Linked DNA regions of Homo sapiens: region 2 is linked to region 1. A link is a loop called in an ENCODE intact Hi-C map of the cell type or tissue named here. Cell type or tissue: ovary. All regions are shown on one strand. Region 1 holds the start of LOC101929444 (a long non-coding RNA gene). Region 2 overlaps ADGRB2 (adhesion G protein-coupled receptor B2).

Region 1 (8,000 bases):
AGTTTGCAGGGAATACGCATTCCAAGCATCTGTCTAAGAGGGCCTAGCTGATGCCTGGCTTGTAACAGGCCCCCAGGCAACATTTGCTGAATGAGTGCTTAAAGGAATCCTGTGAAGGTGCCCACATGGCAGATGCTGTCGGCAGAACCCAGCCCTGAAGCCTGCCCGCAGCAGCTGGCAATGAGACCCCGTAGCACCCGGGTCACCCTGCGGCAGAGCCCAGCAGCTTCCAAAGCAAAGCAGAGGGGGTGAAAGTGCAGTGGTGGGGGGCTGTGAGATTGGGTGTGGCCTGGAAGAAAGCTTCAGCTGTTCTCTAGTCAATCCAGAAAGAATCCAGGGAGGAGATGGATTTGAGAAGCACTTCTGGTAGTCTAAGAAAGGGGACTTCGGACCTGGTCAGAGGGTCGGCCTGTGCCAGGGCCTGTACACAGCCTTAATGCTCTACCAGAGGGCTGTGGCCTGGGCCGGCTTCCCAAACTGAGCAGAAGTTCCTATTGGAATCAAGAGTCACATAGCCCATCTTTGCTTAGTCACCTCTAGAAACGAGAGCACAGTAATTCCCCAGGTTGCCTTCAGGTTTTTGAAGGAGGCCCTTATGTTCCTGGACTTTCTCTCCTCTAGCCCAGCATCCTCAGGGGTCTTTCCCATGTGTTGGCCTCCAGAGCCCCCCCTCATCCTGGCCACCCTCTTCTGACACTGGCTAATTAGTGCCCTGGACATCCCATGACCCCGATGGGCCTTGGTCAGGGCAGAGCATGGGGGCTGTCTACCCCTTCCCTGCTCTGAACGGCAGATTTCTCCAGAAGCAGCCAGAGGAGGTCGGGGTAACCTCTTGGCATCAGTTACATGTTGGATCACAGTGAGGTTGTGGCAACGAAACCCCCAGCTCTTCTCCCCTCTGCTTCTGTCAATGACTGGGCAGTGATCGTGTGACTCCAAATCCAGGATTTGACATTTCTCCTGTAACATTTCATCTGTTGGCTTCTTCATCAAGTGCTCTTCAGAGGATTCCAAATAGAAAGTGCGCATAGTGTGGAGAAGGGGTCAGATGGCACCCCGGGGCATGCTGACCCAGAGCCCCAGCCACCACCTGCACCCATAGTCCAGGAAGCCTGGGGAGAGAGCACTGGCTGTGGCCTAGGACAGGCCCACGCCAATCCAGGCTCCCACTTTCCTTAGACAAGTCACGCCGCCTCTCTTGAGTGGGCTTTCCCATCTCCACAATGCTTATAAGATTCCCTGTCTCACTGCGCCGTCAAGATGGCATGTGATAATGTGCAGGGCTTATTATGTACAATGCCCAGCGTCATGGGTGCTGAGTAAATGCCAGTCGTTATTACTGGGCTTGGTGGTGAGCAGTGAAAGTGAGCAGGGGCTCCTGCCTGGGCATCTGTGGACACGACACTGGCCACAAACAGGCTCCGGGCTCCTGAGTCCTCAGAAATTGCAGGCTGGTTTTCACTAGTGGGTTTGATTTTTCTGAGAAAAGGACCCATAGCTTCCATCAAACTCTCAGAGGGGTCTGTGACCCAAAGAAGGTTAAAGCCCTTCCTGTGGGGAAGACAATTCTGGTGGCGCGATCCGAGCCAGGAGCCTGTGAGCAATCTGAGATCTGTCCCAGGGGCTCCTGGGAAGGGCCTGGCTCCTCCCGCAGCTGTTCCTTTGCTCCCTTGGGCAGAGAAGCTGGCGTTCGGAGCCAGCCTTTCCAGCCTCACTCCTCGTGGCTTGTCCTCGCAGTGGGTGCAGGTTGCAGGAACAGCCGGGACAGATGGTCCCTCTGCGGGCCCCTCGCCTCCACCCACATGCCTGTCTGGAAAGTGGCTTTGGCTTAGCTGTACCAGAGCTTCTTCCTGGAGGAAACTCAAAGCCAATTGTTGGGAGTGGGTCCCCCGAGGATGGAGCAAAGCTGCCGCAGGGATGCGGCTGGGGAGGGAGGGAGTGTGGGAGGAGGGAAGACGGCAGGGCAGGGAGCCCTGGCTCTGGGTTCTCACTGGGGCTCCCCAGTTGGCCCATCCTGCCCATCTCTAACCCAGGCCCCACTCCTCTCCCCACTCCCTGATCAGAGTATCTGCGGGGACTGTGTCCAGGGGCAGAGGGCCCACCCAGGGTACCTCGTGGAGAAGGGAGAGAAGGGAGACCAGGGCATCCCTGGTGTGCCAGGCCTCGACAACTGCGCCCAGGTAAGGGACTGGGCTTGGGGCTGCCCTATGCAGGAGGGTTCCCTGGCTGCCTCATCAGACAATGTGCCTCTCATTGTCCCTTGCAGTGCTTTTTGTCACTGGAGCGCCCAAGAGCCGAGGAGGCCCGGGTGAGTGCCTCGCCTTATCTCCCCCGATCATGCCCCATGCCCCACAGGGACAGGCCCTGACTGCTCACTATCACCGTCTCCATCCTTCTCCAGGGTGACAACAGTGAGGGAGATCCTGGCTGTGTTGGGAGCCCAGGCCTACCTGGTCCTCCGGGATTGCCAGGCCAGAGAGGAGAAGAGGTAAGACCAGGGATGGGGATTCATCCTCAAGGGAGCTGGGGCCCTGTCTGCCTTTGAGACCTCTTGGGGGCCTCCGAGGCCTCACCTGACTGATGCCCTTTACCACTCTGGGCTCATCTGCTCTCCTGGCACGTGGCTTCTCTGGGATACACAGGACCCAGCGTAGGACACACTCTTTCTCCCCAGTGCCCAGCTGCATCCTCTGCCTGCAACGCTCTTCTCCAGGGCTTATTCCTGCACTCCTTCAGCTCGGCTCAAATGTCTCCTTCTCAGAGAGACCTCCCCTGACCACCCTCTTTAAAATTGAACTCCACACCAACCCCAGAGCCTCCAGTCCCCTTGGCCTGCATCATACTCATCACCATCCAACATCCTGCCTATTTACTTCATTCAGGAACATTCTACAGGTGTCAGCTCAACACCAACTATGTGCCAGCTCCTGTTCTATTTGTTAGTGTCCGTCTCTCCCCTAGAATGTAACTGCTTTGAGGCAGGGGTTTTTATTTATTTTGTTTATGCTGTGATCCTAGCCCCTGGACTAATGCCTGGTACGTAATAGTTGCTTGTTAAATGTTTGTAGGATGACCGAATGGGCCAAATGAAAGATTGTTCGAACATCAGCTAAGTGGTCCTGCTTGGACAGCAGCCACCCTCTGTTGACCTTGGCCCTGGCAAGCTGGGAGGAAGGCTGCTGGAATCCCAGGGGCTCTATGGGGCCTGGGCCTCTTCATCCATTTCCCTTGGCTTCCTTTGCAGGGTCCGCCTGGCATGAGGGGCTCCCCGGGTCCTCCAGGCCCTATCGTAAGTATCAGTGGTGCCCTGGTCTGCTTGAGAAGCTCTCAAAGGGGTCATTACACTCAGACACCATCCCGCGGCCTTGTCCCCAAAAGGCTGGGCAAGGCAGGAGGAGGGAACTTCCACTGCCCTCCCCATCCCTCCGCAGAGCATCTGCAGGGACTGTGCTCTCCCACCACCGGATGCCCTGGAACCGCCCTGCTCTGCCTACTGCCTGCGGTCCTGCTTAGGGGAGGTCCTCAGAGGCACCTCTTTGCTTCCCTGTCCCCACCCTCTGCTGCGCTTTCCACAGTGGCCCCAGGCCGCCCTCGGCAGGGGGCCTAGGCTTCAGGCTCACAGCCTCCCAACCAGGGAAGCATGCGGCATGCTGGCCAGACCTCTCCATGCCCCTGTGACTCCAGTCCCCACAAGGGCTCGGGGCTAAGATGGAGCTGTCCTCCATTGCTCTGTAGGGCCATCTCTAGGGTAAATCTACAAAAACCAGACCAGGGTATCTACTCTGGAGTCCTCTGTGATGTTGACATGGCAGGAAAATAGAAGTGACTAGGAAAGATTGAAAGAACTGAAAATGCTTTCTCTGGAGAAGAAAATGGCTGGTGGGAGCTGTCTTAGAGCCAGGGAGCCCCCCACTCGGGGGACAGGTGGAGGTCGGGTGGCAGGCATGGTGGGCAAGGCTGAAAGAAATGGGCTTCTGCTGCAACCGGATCTTCAGTTAGACTCCGGAAGACTCAGGAAGCCCTCTGACTCTGGAGCCATTCCGCATCTCCGTCAACGGAGGAGCCATTCTTCCTGGAGCCAAGGGGAGGAACAGTTGTCTTTTGAGCCAAGACTTTCAAGGAGTCTCTTTTCCAGCTGCCTTGAAAATACTCCCATGACCTCCTCTCCCCATGACCCCCAAGCCCCAGACTGTGCCCTCCAGGCTGTCCCAGGGTTACTGTGCCTGTGAGATGTGACCTGCCTGTTTCTCCCACCAGGGCCCCCCAGGTTTTCCTGGTGCTGTTGGCTCCCCCGGATTGCCTGTAAGAACCTAGCGCTGCTCGACCTCCCCTCCCCCCCGTCAGCCAGGTCTCTGTGGCTTTTGCTTGTCTCCCTCCTGTCGTGCCTTCACCTCCGTCCTCCGTGTTTGTTGTCCCCCTTCAGGCACGGTAGCTAACGACACGGGTTCTCTGAGGTCCCGGCAGCTTGGACATCCTCCCAGTCTCTGACTCCTTTCCGTTTTCTCCTCTCCCTCCTCTCCTGCGTTCTTTCTCTCCTCTTCTCTCTCTTACCCCGTTCTGTCTTCCTTCTCCATTTCTCGCACCATCTTGCAGCACTCCCCCAAGTCCTCCTGAGCTCGTGAACCTTCCTCTTAAGCTGGTGCCTCTAGGGGGCCCCTCCATTCCTGCCTTCTCGCTCTGCCTCCTGCTTCTCACCACCTTCGGCGTTGCCTGAAGATTTGCTGAAAGTAGTTCTTGGGGCCCTGCCAGGCACCTGGCTCAGAGCCCAGCAGAGATGCCAAAGCTTTAGGGCTTCACATTGCAGGCTGGCACAGGTTTGCTGCCCTGCTGCTTGGCAGGGCTGTCCAGAGGCACCCAGGGATTTAAAGGCAGCCCTTCCTGCGCCTTTTCCGTCGTCCTAGAGGAAACTCTCAGCTGCCTCCTCTTCGCTTCCTCTTCCTTGGCTCCAGTCCCAGTCTGCTCCAAGGCGGGGCATGTGATATCAGCCAGTTGGGTTTCTGGGTGTCGTGCGGCCCTGCCCCTCTGTGCCCGGCACCTTGGCCGGCTCCTTCTGCCAGGTGTCGTTAATTGCTCTGCCTTCGTCATCGTCACAGGTGTGTTTACATCACCCCCAGCCTCATTGTTGCTCCCTCCTGGGTCACGGAAACTAACCTCCTGTTTGTCAGGTTTTGTGTTCCTGGGGCCTGGCTCCTCTCCTCCCAGGCCTGGTGATGGAGGCTCAGGGAGCAGGGCCCCTCCTCGTCACAGTTCCATCTGTCCCCACGTCCTCATCTGTGGCCGGGCCTTGTCTGTTTCTGCTTGCTTGGGTGAAGGGGCCATCTGTCCGTCTAGCCATCTGTCTTATGTCATGGAAAGGTTTGGGCGTCATCTCTTGAGGGGATGAGGGAGAAGGGGGCAGGAAAGGTGCCCTTAATGGCATGGCACCTGCAAAGGCTGGGGTAAGGAATTAGGGGTGGGGGCTGTAGCTCTCGTGGAAAGTGACATGCCCTCTCACCCTACAAAGTGACAGGGACTGCTCTGGAGGCAGCCTTCCTGTGTCTCTCCCCTGCCTCCCTCCAAGAAAGTGATTTTTGCTTGGGGTGGGGGACTTGGACAGGTAAGTGTTGGGTATCTGATGATATGATACACTTTGGTGGCAGCATCCATCTGGGGTACCTCTCCTGACAGTTGCCCCTCAGAATAAGCACACATCTGATCCATCACCTTCCTAAAGGTGTACGCCAGTCAGTTACCATGGCAGGGCATACCAGCGACGGGCACCTGAGAGATACCCTCCCAGAGTCACCTCTGCTGGAGGGCATATCTCTATAGTTATCTATCTTGAAGGGTATCCTCCTGAGAGGCACCCATATGTGGGGTTCACACCTCCACCAGTCATCCTGCTGGAGCACACCCATTACGGGTCACCTTCTAGGGACACTACGAGAGCCACTATGGCCTCCATATTTGCCTGGAGTGGGAACAGAAGGCAGTGGGGCAGGGGGAAGGAGTCAGGGGCTGGGTGGGGACCGCCGGCTCCTGCAGTTTCTCATGATTTTTCTCTCCAAGGGCCTTCAAGGAGAGCGAGGTCTCACGGGCCTGACTGGAGACAAGGGGGAGCCGGTAAGAAGAAGCTGGCAGGGGCTGGAAAGGGCTGGAAAGGGAGGAAGAGCTGGGGAGGCAGAGCTTGAGCTCTGAAGGGTGGCTGCTGAGTGGAAGCTGGGAGGTGGACTCCTTGAGACTCTCTGCCCTTCTGCCGGGATTCCCTCAGTGTGAGGTTTCCACACTCCCCCAGGAGCAAAGGAGGCCGATCTCCATGTGCCCTGACTCCCTGCCAGAAGCATGCACAGCCCCTGTCCTCCAGCAGCGTCCCTGGGGGCTCCCCTCCCTCCCTCGGCTGTTGTCACTCAGCATCCCAGCCCACCCCCTCTTCCCTGGTCCTCATGCCTGCTCTGGGCTCCCTGCTCCGGCTCAGCTCTCAGGGTCTGGGCCAGGCTGGGGTTCGCCTCCCCAGCCCAGGTCTGTGGTGGTGGTCACGACCGAGGGGACCTGGGGCTTGGGGAGATGGCCCAGTGTGCAATGCTGGGGCAGGCTGGCACCTGCTAGATGGCAGCCCCAGAGGTTTTAGCTTTGGCCATCCTCTTACCCAGCGAGGGGAGAACAGAAATGTTGGGGGGCTATCCATCATGTCTGCCTTTCTTTGCAGGGTCCTCCAGGGCAACCAGGTTACCCAGGTGCCACGGGCCCCCCAGGACTGCCTGTGAGTAAGGGGACCCTTGCTGGGGAGTGGGTGCCAGGTACCAGAGGTTTGGGCTGGTGGTCAGGACACAGCCAGGCTGGGCAACCCTCGGCGGGCTCCCCATTACCGGGCATTTCAGCCTCCTCCTTTGCCTAAAGTCCATGCAGCCCCCTCTCCCCACTGTAGGCCCCCTTGGCAGTGTGGATTGGTCCCACCACTCTGCTCAGGCCTGACTCTCAGAGCACTCTGCCAGGCCCAGACACAGCAAGAACTGAGATCTGCCTCCTGGGGGTGAGGGGTTTGGGAGATTGGAGAGACAGCTTAGAGGTGCCACCCCCACAGAAGCTGCTGGGTGGGTGTGTCCTCCTTTCCACTGGGGGCTTGGGGGGCACGGTGGCAGATGGGAGGCACGGCAGCTTTGGAGCACCCAGCGGTCCTCCCAGTGCCATTCCCCCAGAGCCAGTCTGGGTGCCAGCTGCAGTCTCCGCTCCTCGCATTAGTGCCGTGACGGACTAATTCTGTGGGGCTAATTCCACTGTCTCTTTGCCACTTGTCAGGGCATCAAGGGGGAGCGTGGCTACACCGGGTCAGCGGGAGAGAAAGGAGAGCCGGTGAGTCCCAGCGGCGTGGGGCTGGATGCAGGGCTGCACGTGGAGCCACACAGTCTCGGGCTGGAGACTTGGCAGCAGCCTGTGAAGGGGAGGATCGTGACCCCTGCTGCCCCCCTGCCCCCAAGCCTGCAGCACAGGCTGGGTGCTGTGGAGGTGGAGGCTGTGAGGAGAATCCCCGCAGGGCTGCCAAGGGGAGGGTGCCAGGAGGCAGCCGCAGAAGCACTCCTCCGCCTCCTACAAAGGAGGACCTGGGATTATAGACCCCCAGTGGACCCCAGCTCCCCAGAGCCACCCTCCAGAGCCAAGGCCTGCCAGGCCCCACGTTGAGCACAGGAGTTGGGCTGTGACCAGATGAGGACACTGGGGCCCCCAGAGTGACAAAGCTGAGACTCACCCAGGCTCCTGAAGCTAGTGAGTGAGGTAGTGGTGGAACCTGGGCTTGAACACACATCTATCTGGTGACAAACCTCACAAACCTCAGATCTAGGATCAGCCAAACTGGGACTGCAGCCTTACAGATTCACCAGTTTCAGTGAGGCCCCAGTGGGATTCAGCAAACTCCATCAGGCATTTACTCAGTAATAGATATTTCTCAGGGGCCTGTGGGGTGCCAGGCTCCCCTCTGAGGATGTCTCCATGAACAGAGCGCAGTTGCCCTCTTGCCCTGCCGT
Region 2 (8,000 bases), 74 kb before region 1:
TCTCCGAGGAGGTCCAAGTTGAGTGGCATTTTGTCAGAGCCAGTGTAGTACAGTGGAAAGAGCACGGCCTCTGGAGTCAGGCAGGCCTGGGTTTGAATCCCACCTCAGCCTCTCTCTAGTATGAGACCTTGGAGCTTCCTTTCTCATTAGTAAAATGGGGGAAACCAGCCCTGATGAGGATGAAATGAGGTGATGCTGAGTGCACAGTGACTGGCATGTAGGAGTTGTTTAGTAAACGTTGCCTTATTCAGAACAGAATAGTTATGAGGTTATCAGGTGGTCAAGTGGGGAAGTGTGTCCCAGGCAGCACATCTGTTTGTGCCCATGACTGGCAGCCCGACGGGAAAGCTGATAGATTGCAGGACTGCAGGCCTTGGGGCACCTGGCCCACAAGCCGCTGAGCTCACTGGGTGGAACACTCAGGAGTTCTTGGGGGTACTCACGTCCCTTCTGGGGGCCCCTCCTTGTCCTCTTGGACCCTGCCTGGCTCAGCTTCCTCTTGGATTGCCCTGTTTTGGCCTCAGGGCTGGCTGGGGCCTGCACACAGTGTGTGCTGACTAAGTGTTTGTTTCAGTAAATGACACCTCTGCTCTTATCTGTCTTCTTCCCCCTCCAGGGAGAACCAGCCTTCCCCTGTGTGGGAATGAATTGCTGGCCTCTCCTCTCCTCTGAGTGGGATGGGTGGGAATGGAGGGGCAGGCAGGCAGTGTAGGGCCTGGCTGTGTGGCCTTGGGCTTGTACCTTCCCCTCTCTGGCCCAGCTCAGGAGGCCGGAAAAGGGATCCAAAAACTGAACCTCGGACATGTTCTGATTTTCAAATAGGGTGAATTCTGGAAACCACTGACCCCAACCCACTCCCGCTTCGCCCTGCCCCTCCTGTTACATTGTGGGGCTGGCCAGCAGATGGTCTGTGAGTGGTTAGAAGAGGAGCAGGGACCACAGGAAACAGTGTGAGACCCCGACAAGCAGGTCAGGCTGGTCTCTCACGTGTCCGCATTTGGTGGGCACTGGATGCCAGACTGGTAGATGCCCCAGACACGACGATGGGCAGGAAGCCCACACAGGAGCTGGATGGGAGGACTCTCAGCTGGATTTGCACCTCCAAAGTGTTTGTGAATAAATAGGGGCCAGGAGCTCTGTCTTTGAGCCTGTCTTAGTGGTCCCTTTGGTGCAGGCTGGCATATCAAATCTGAATGCTGGTGCTGTGGGACGGAGCTGATACTTTGCATGGGGAGTCAAGATTACAAATGACCATTCCTCGTGAGCCCCATTGTGGGGGAAGCTGGGAACAATGTATTCATTGGTGCTTATTTCTTGGTATTTCGCTGGGCTGAGTTTTGTGCTGGCATTCCCTGGGGGTCAAGGAGAGGACTCACAGCCTTCCCTCAACGGGCTTATGGTAGAGAGTTGGGGGTATTTCTGACAGTCAGAAGATGGACCCATCTGTGATGAAAGGGCACATAGAAGAGGGGGTGGCCAACTCTGCCTGGGGAGTTGACAATATGGAAGTTTCCATAGATGAGAGGTCATTTGAGGTGGGTTTTGAAGGTCAAGTAGGAGTTTTCTAGGCAAAGAGGGTGGGGAAACAAGCAAGTAGAGATTTGAGAGTAGATGGTGGGCTTCTTGGACATGCTGAATTTGATGGTCAGGAGAACTGCTCAGGAGGCAGGAGGATATCCAGGAATGGAGCACAGGAGAGGCAGGGCCTGGGGATGATGATTTGGGAGCATTGGTTCAGAGGGGGTTAATTAAGCCTGGTGGGGAGCACGTGCAGTGAAAACAGGACAAAGCATGGACTCCTGATATGGGAAACAGCAGGAAAATAGACCCCTCAAGGAGATGGGGACAGAGTAGCTAGAGAGGTGGGAAACCAGGAGAGTGCTTCAAGGGAGGACGAGTCAGCAGGACCAAATGCTGCTGAGGGGTCAAGTGAGACCAGGTCTGCAAAGTATCCACAGGATTTAGCAACAAGGAGGACACTGATGACTTTATCAAGAGCACGTTCAGCAGAGAGATGTGGGCAGAAGCCAGACTGCAGTGGATTAACAGGGGAGGTGATATTTGAGCCAGGAAGTGAGTGTCAGGTGAAAAACCAGAGTGCTGGCTGCAGAGCAGTCACTGACGGAGGAGGGAAACAGAGGGTCAGAGGAGGGCCTCTCCGAGAGCGAAGGAGGCCTGGATCTGTTCCTGGGCTGCCGCAAGGGGAGAATGCTGACAGGGTGCCGATGAGAAGGGATAATGGGTGGAGCCCTCCTGAGAAGGCTGGAGGAGGGGGATGCAGGCCCAGGCCACGGGGCTGGCCTTTGTGGGGAGAAGGGCTGCAGGGAAGTTGGTAGTTGGAGAGGCTGGGCAAGAAGCTGGGGGCTCCCGATGTTGAGGTCATCGCTGAGAGAGTGGGCAGAGATGAGCTTGAGGAGAGAGGACAAGGTGCAGTATGGCCACAGCGGGGAATGAGGAAGGAACAGAGCCAAGAAGGGCCACTGAGAAGTCCCGGGCGCCCAGCGGATGTGGAGCCCCTGAAGCTGTCATGGTGCCAGTTGGCACAGCCATAGATTTCTTCAGCAGCCTGGGGGTGGGCGTGGAGAGGGTAGCTTGTCACAAGGCTCCAGGGCTGGGGGAGGGGATCGAGGAGCTGGCACGCCTGGCCCTGCCACCTCCTCTGTGGTCCCAAGAGAGGCAGGGGCCAAGTGGAACTGCAGATGCTATTCAGAGGGAGTAGGCTCGGGTGGCACATGAGGGGCTGGAAGGGGTGGAGGCTGTGAAGAGAAGGGAGATGATAAAAATAAACGAGAATGACTGTCTTCTGAGCACTTGCCGTGTGCCAAGCAGGGTGCTGAGGGTTTCAAGGCCCTCCTGGCAGGGGGTCCTCACGTGAGTCCTGGGGGCGGAGTATAATGAATGTTGTTCTCCAGAGGATAAAGCAGGGTCAGAGAGGTGAAGAGACATGCCCGAGGCCACACAGCTGGTCAATGTCCACACCCCATTTGGGATCCAGGGTTAATTCACTCCAAAGCTCTTCTGGGAGTCCAGGTTTCAGAGATGGAGAAATTTCAGGGATCATGTGGATCAGGCCCTGGGGCTGGTGACTGACGTGGAGGGAAAGGCCCCAGAGTGGATGAGACCAGAGGCTGGGCTGGGTGGCAGTTCTGAGCCCCCAGCAGCAGATTTGCTCAGGGTGGCTGCTCCTCATGCTTGGTGAGAAAGAGCTTCCTCTCAGCTGCAGAGCCCGGGCTGGGCAGCAGGGGGCAGGAAGAGGCAGCCCTGGTGGGTCCCTTCACACTCAGCGTGCCTGTCCAGTACTGCTGGCTTTTAGAGATAGGAAGGAGCCTGGAGGTGGGGGAGAGGAGCACCTAATAGTCTGGGGATAGCATGGGGTGAGCCCATCCTCAAAGGCTCTTCCAGTCCCACCTGCTCATGCAGAGGCTGCTGGGCCTTTCCCTTCTGTGCCCATGTCTGCCCCTCCCTGACACCCCATTGTGGGAGAGGGCCCTGATGAGCTCATGTCTGTGCAGGAGGGCCAGGCTTTGGAGAATGGAAGCCACCAGGGCTGGTAGTGCTTCCAAGGCCTAGCCCAGACACATAAATCAGGGCAGCTGAGAGCCTGGTGGGGCCAGGGTCAAGGTAGCCTGGCCTCCTCGAGCACCTGCTGTTCTCCTGGCCTCAGGGCCAGCAGGAGAAAGGTCTGTTGGATGTGGGCACTTGTCCTAGGCCCCTTGGGTCTCAGAGGAGTGGCATTCTGACCTGTGCCTCCAGGTCACAGTCCAGTGCTGCTTGGGGAGCATGAACTGTATCTCAGAGATAGGCTCGGGGCCAGGGTTGCAGCAGCTCAGCTTGGATGTTTTTTCAGCCCCTAGGAGTCAGTACAATGGAGGAGCAAATGCAGCTGTGTGCTCTTGGACAAGGCACTTCCCCTGTCTAGCCCTCAGTTTCCTCATCTGTAAACAGAGATGATGGTTCTTCTTTCCAGTGAGAGGACTAAAGGAGAGGGTTATGGGCCGCACTTGGCACAGAAGCATTCCCAGAGCTCTTTCATATGGGCAGCCATGCCCCTTAAATCTCCCCCACATCTGGCTGAGGCAAGAGGTGGAAAAGATGACTGTGAGGTCAGGGCCTAGTCCTGTGTAGCCTTCTGAACCTCAGTTTCCTTGTCTGTGAAATAGTGGTGGTGGGGCAGAGGGCAGAATGTGATCCTGAGAGAGCATCATGCAGTTGGTTCCAGGCCCTCAGGCGGAGGGCAAGGAAGGCTGCCTTCACTGTGCCACTGTAACAGAACCTAGCTGGCCTTTGCTGAGCCCCTGCCACCACCTCCGTGTTCCAGGTGAGGAGCCGGAAGAGGAACCGAAAGTGAAAACCCAGTGGCCGAGGTCTGCAGATGAGCCTGGGCTATACATGGCGCAGACAGGTAACTCGGGCCCGCCTCCCTTCCTCTGCGGCGGGGGCCCGACTGTGTGCGTCTGGTGGTGTGTGTGCTTGGTGTGTGCCTGTCTGTCTCTGTCCTGCAGTTCAGTCGCGTCTGTGCCACATGAAGCTTGTGGGAAGGGCTGGGTGGCCTCCTGAAGAGCCTGTTACTTGGGGTCAGGGTAGGAGGAGCCCTCTGATGCCTGCCCCCACCTTACTGCCACTCCCCCTATCCCTATGAGACTGAGTGCTTGGGAGGTGCCCCCTGCCGCCGACGCTGTCCCTCTCTCGTAGGCGACCCGGCGGCTGAGGAGTGGTCCCCGTGGAGCGTGTGTTCCCTGACGTGTGGGCAGGGTCTGCAGGTGCGGACCCGCTCCTGTGTGTCCTCCCCCTATGGGACCCTGTGCAGCGGGCCCCTGCGGGAGACCAGGCCCTGCAACAATTCAGCCACCTGCCCAGGTAGGCCCATCCTCCTCCCCACCCCACCTGCCTGCAGGGTTAGGTCCTGCCTGGGACTTGGGCAGATTAATCTCCAAAATGGTTGGTTGCCTCCTCCTTTCATTCAACAAATGTGGCTGTTCCCCACACCATGCCCAACTCTGCGTACCATGCCAGCCCGGTGCAGGGCACTGGGGGCACAGATGGATCAGACCAGGGCCCATGCTACTGGGCCCGGTTCTGGGCACATCATTCCCCCAGTGCCTGCATCCTGGTAACCAAGGCTCGTGTTTTTACCCACTCCGCTCTGGCCATATCAGTAGCTTGCGCACTTTCCCACCTCCCTGCATTTGCTGATTCTTGTCCTATCCTTTCTCCCTGACCTTGGCTATTCAAATTCAGCCTGTCTTTCAAGATCTAAGACAAACGCCACTTCCCTGACCTTCCCCTCCTTCCTTTGGACACCCCCTCTCAAGGGAGCCTCCCCTAAGCCTCCCTCAGTTGAGTGTGTAGTTGTTAAGGAAATGCATGTGCTTGCTTGAGACGGCAAGGGCAGGGTAGCCTCAGCCAGTCCTGCTCCTTGCTCCCTGAGTGGGTGAAGTGAGGCCTAGGCCATGCCAGTGGTGCTGTGGATTTAGAGCAGGGCCTACCTGGGAAGGGCTCTTGGTACCTGGGGGTATGGCAGGAGTTTGCAAAGGCCTGGGGCAAAGCTGTGTTCCAGCGTGTGAGCTCGGTGTGTCGGTGTCCATGTAGAGGTTCATGTTTATTTGTGTGTCTGTGCGCTTGGGGCTGGGAAGGGCGCTTCTCTTGCCCCCGGACTGCTGTGTTGTATTCAGGCTCTGGGTCTAGGGGTGGGTGGGATGGGGAGGGGTGGAATGGCGTGGGTCCTGGGTCCTTTCCTGAATTTTCCTGTGCCCTCAGGAGAGGAGGACCCCTGGTTCCCCTCCTGTTGGTCCTGGCCCCCTTGTCCAGGCGTCCACAGGGGCTGTCCTATGTGAATTAGGACCGGAAGCCTGTGTCTTGCACATCCCTTCAAAGGGTCGCGCCTTGGTGGGGCCCTGGGAGATCCCCCTGGCAACAGATCCCGGGGCAGAGCCAATGAGGAGCAGCCGCAGAGCTGCGGAGCTCCTGATTGGTGGGCGGATGGGCAGGCGCCGGTGGTGGGCGGGGCCATGGTGCCGCCCAGCCACCGGCCACGTGCTTCCTTGCAGTGCACGGCGTGTGGGAGGAGTGGGGGTCCTGGAGCCTGTGCTCCCGCAGCTGCGGGCGGGGGTCCCGGAGCCGGATGCGGACCTGCGTGCCCCCCCAGCACGGCGGCAAGGCCTGCGAGGGTCCTGAGCTGCAGACTAAGCTCTGCAGTATGGCTGCCTGCCCGGGTCAGTAGCACCCGTGGGCTTCCATGAGGGCGCTGCCCAGCCCGGTGGGGGGTCGGGAGACCTGGGGAGGCAGTCAGGTCCAGTGACCTGCCCCTGGGGGCCCCTTAAACTTTGACCAAGCATGGGGAGACTGGAGAAGTATGCCTGCCTGTGTGCGAGGTGACCCCCTAGCCCTGACTTGACCCCTAGCCCTGACATGAGTTAGTACCCTGTGACGCCATCAAGAGGGGACAGCTCTTTCTCCAAGCCCTGGGCTGCCCTTGCATTTTGGTGCATGGCCAGCTGGACTGTGAGAGGACACAAAGCTGGGCTGAAGTGCTGGCAAAGATCAGAAGACACCCCTGCAGCCCCTTCCCTTAGCCAGAAGTGAGTTGTGCCTTGTGCTAAGAGGAGAGGTGTCCTGTATTTCTGGAGCTGGTGGCAGGCAGGCAGCATGAGGCCCAGGCACCACCTGCTCACTCCAGCCTTCCTCATAACCCCCTCCCCTCCCCACTCCAGTGGGTCTGGCCTGGCTCAAATCTGAATGCCTAGCAGGCTCTGGGTCTTCCTGTGGTTCTCCACACCACCAGCCCTCACACATCCTGCTCAACAGCCACCCCTGCTTGTGTCTCCCCATGCAGTGGAAGGCCAGTGGTTAGAATGGGGTCCCTGGGGCCCATGCTCCACGTCCTGTGCCAATGGGACCCAACAGCGCAGCCGGAAGTGCAGCGTGGCGGGCCCAGCCTGGGCCACATGCACGGGTGCCCTCACTGACACCCGGGAGTGCAGCAACCTCGAGTGCCCGGGTGAGTGCTTGGCACAGTGGTGGCAAGTTGCAGCTCTGACCATGGGGGTACCTGGGCCCACTCATATGCCTCACCTCTCCCACAGCCACTGATAGCAAGTGGGGGCCATGGAATGCGTGGAGCCTGTGCTCTAAGACGTGTGACACAGGCTGGCAGCGCCGCTTCCGCATGTGCCAGGCCACGGGCACGCAGGGCTACCCCTGCGAGGGCACCGGAGAGGAGGTGAAGCCTTGTAGTGAGAAGAGGTGTCCAGGTACTGCCCTAATGACCCTGGGGGCTGGGGGCCCCATGTGTGGACCCAGCTGAACCTTACCCCTGCACCCACAGCCTTCCATGAGATGTGCAGGGATGAGTACGTGATGCTGATGACGTGGAAGAAGGCAGCTGCTGGCGAGATCATCTACAACAAGTGCCCCCCGAATGCCTCAGGTAAGGGGCAGGTGGCTTTCCCCACCACCACCACCCCTGCCATTCTCATTGCCCCCTTCTGCGCCCCCAGCCTCTCTGAGATACGGAGGAGTGTGGGTGAGAGCTCGGCCCCCATGCCCAGACCTCTGTCCTATTGCCCTGCAGGGTCTGCCAGCCGCCGCTGTCTCCTCAGTGCCCAAGGCGTGGCGTACTGGGGGCTGCCCAGCTTTGCTCGCTGCATCTCCCATGAGTACCGCTACCTGTATCTGTCAGTGAGTGCACCCTGCTGGGCTGGGGCACAGCAGAATCTGTCTCAGACTCTGCTAGGGGGTGGAGGGAGCGTGATTCTCGCTCGTTCCCACGTGCCTTGGCATATGCTGTGCCCACTTCTGCCTGGCTGTGCCTCTCCTTGTCTGGCAAGCTCCTACTCATACCTCAAGGCCTGACTCTCAAGTGTCTTCTTTTATCCCTGGTGCCTACCTCTGCGCTCCTGCAGAATGAGCTCCTCAGTCATTAGGTGCTCATCCAAGTGTCTGTGTGTGCTGCTAGACTGGGGCCTCCTTGAATTTATTTTTGTGTCCCCAGCATCCAGCCC

What was found. A loop is a pair of places that touch in the nucleus more often than their neighbours do. Peaks named below come from ENCODE experiments on the same cell type or tissue, not always from the same donor. Only the 100,000 strongest peaks of a DNase experiment are listed, where the experiment ranks them.
Region 2: a loop joins it to region 1, with 4 times the contacts of the local background. A loop is called at or near these places in 48 of 110 quality-filtered maps.

What each region holds. Positions count from the first base shown.
Region 1 is chr1:31,666,904-31,674,903 of GRCh38, reverse strand. COL16A1 (collagen type XVI alpha 1 chain) reads left to right here. Exons shown (of 71, transcript NM_001856.4): 45 at 2,064-2,180; 46 at 2,267-2,308; 47 at 2,402-2,488; 48 at 3,245-3,289; 49 at 4,258-4,302; 50 at 6,049-6,102; 51 at 6,686-6,739; 52 at 7,276-7,329. It overlaps LOC101929444 (a long non-coding RNA gene), which reads right to left and starts at 5,100. Exons shown (of 2, transcript XR_001737631.2): 1 at 4,552-5,100; 2 at 3,837-4,072. RefSeq lists an enhancer at 6,947-7,484. In ovary, no CTCF peak of the experiment used is centred here; DNase peaks (open chromatin) are centred at 1,676, 4,068, 4,349 and 4,943; H3K27ac peaks cover 3,702 bases.
Region 2 is chr1:31,741,050-31,749,049 of GRCh38, reverse strand. ADGRB2 (adhesion G protein-coupled receptor B2) reads left to right here. Exons shown (of 33, transcript NM_001364857.2): 5 at 4,319-4,402; 6 at 4,693-4,857; 7 at 6,048-6,212; 8 at 6,833-6,997; 9 at 7,083-7,250; 10 at 7,325-7,426; 11 at 7,571-7,677. Among named protein-coding and RNA genes, the nearest start is that of MIR4254, 14 kb to the left of the region's middle. RefSeq lists an enhancer at 4,232-4,281. In ovary, a CTCF peak has its summit at 3,260 (motif pointing right); a DNase peak (open chromatin) is centred at 3,239.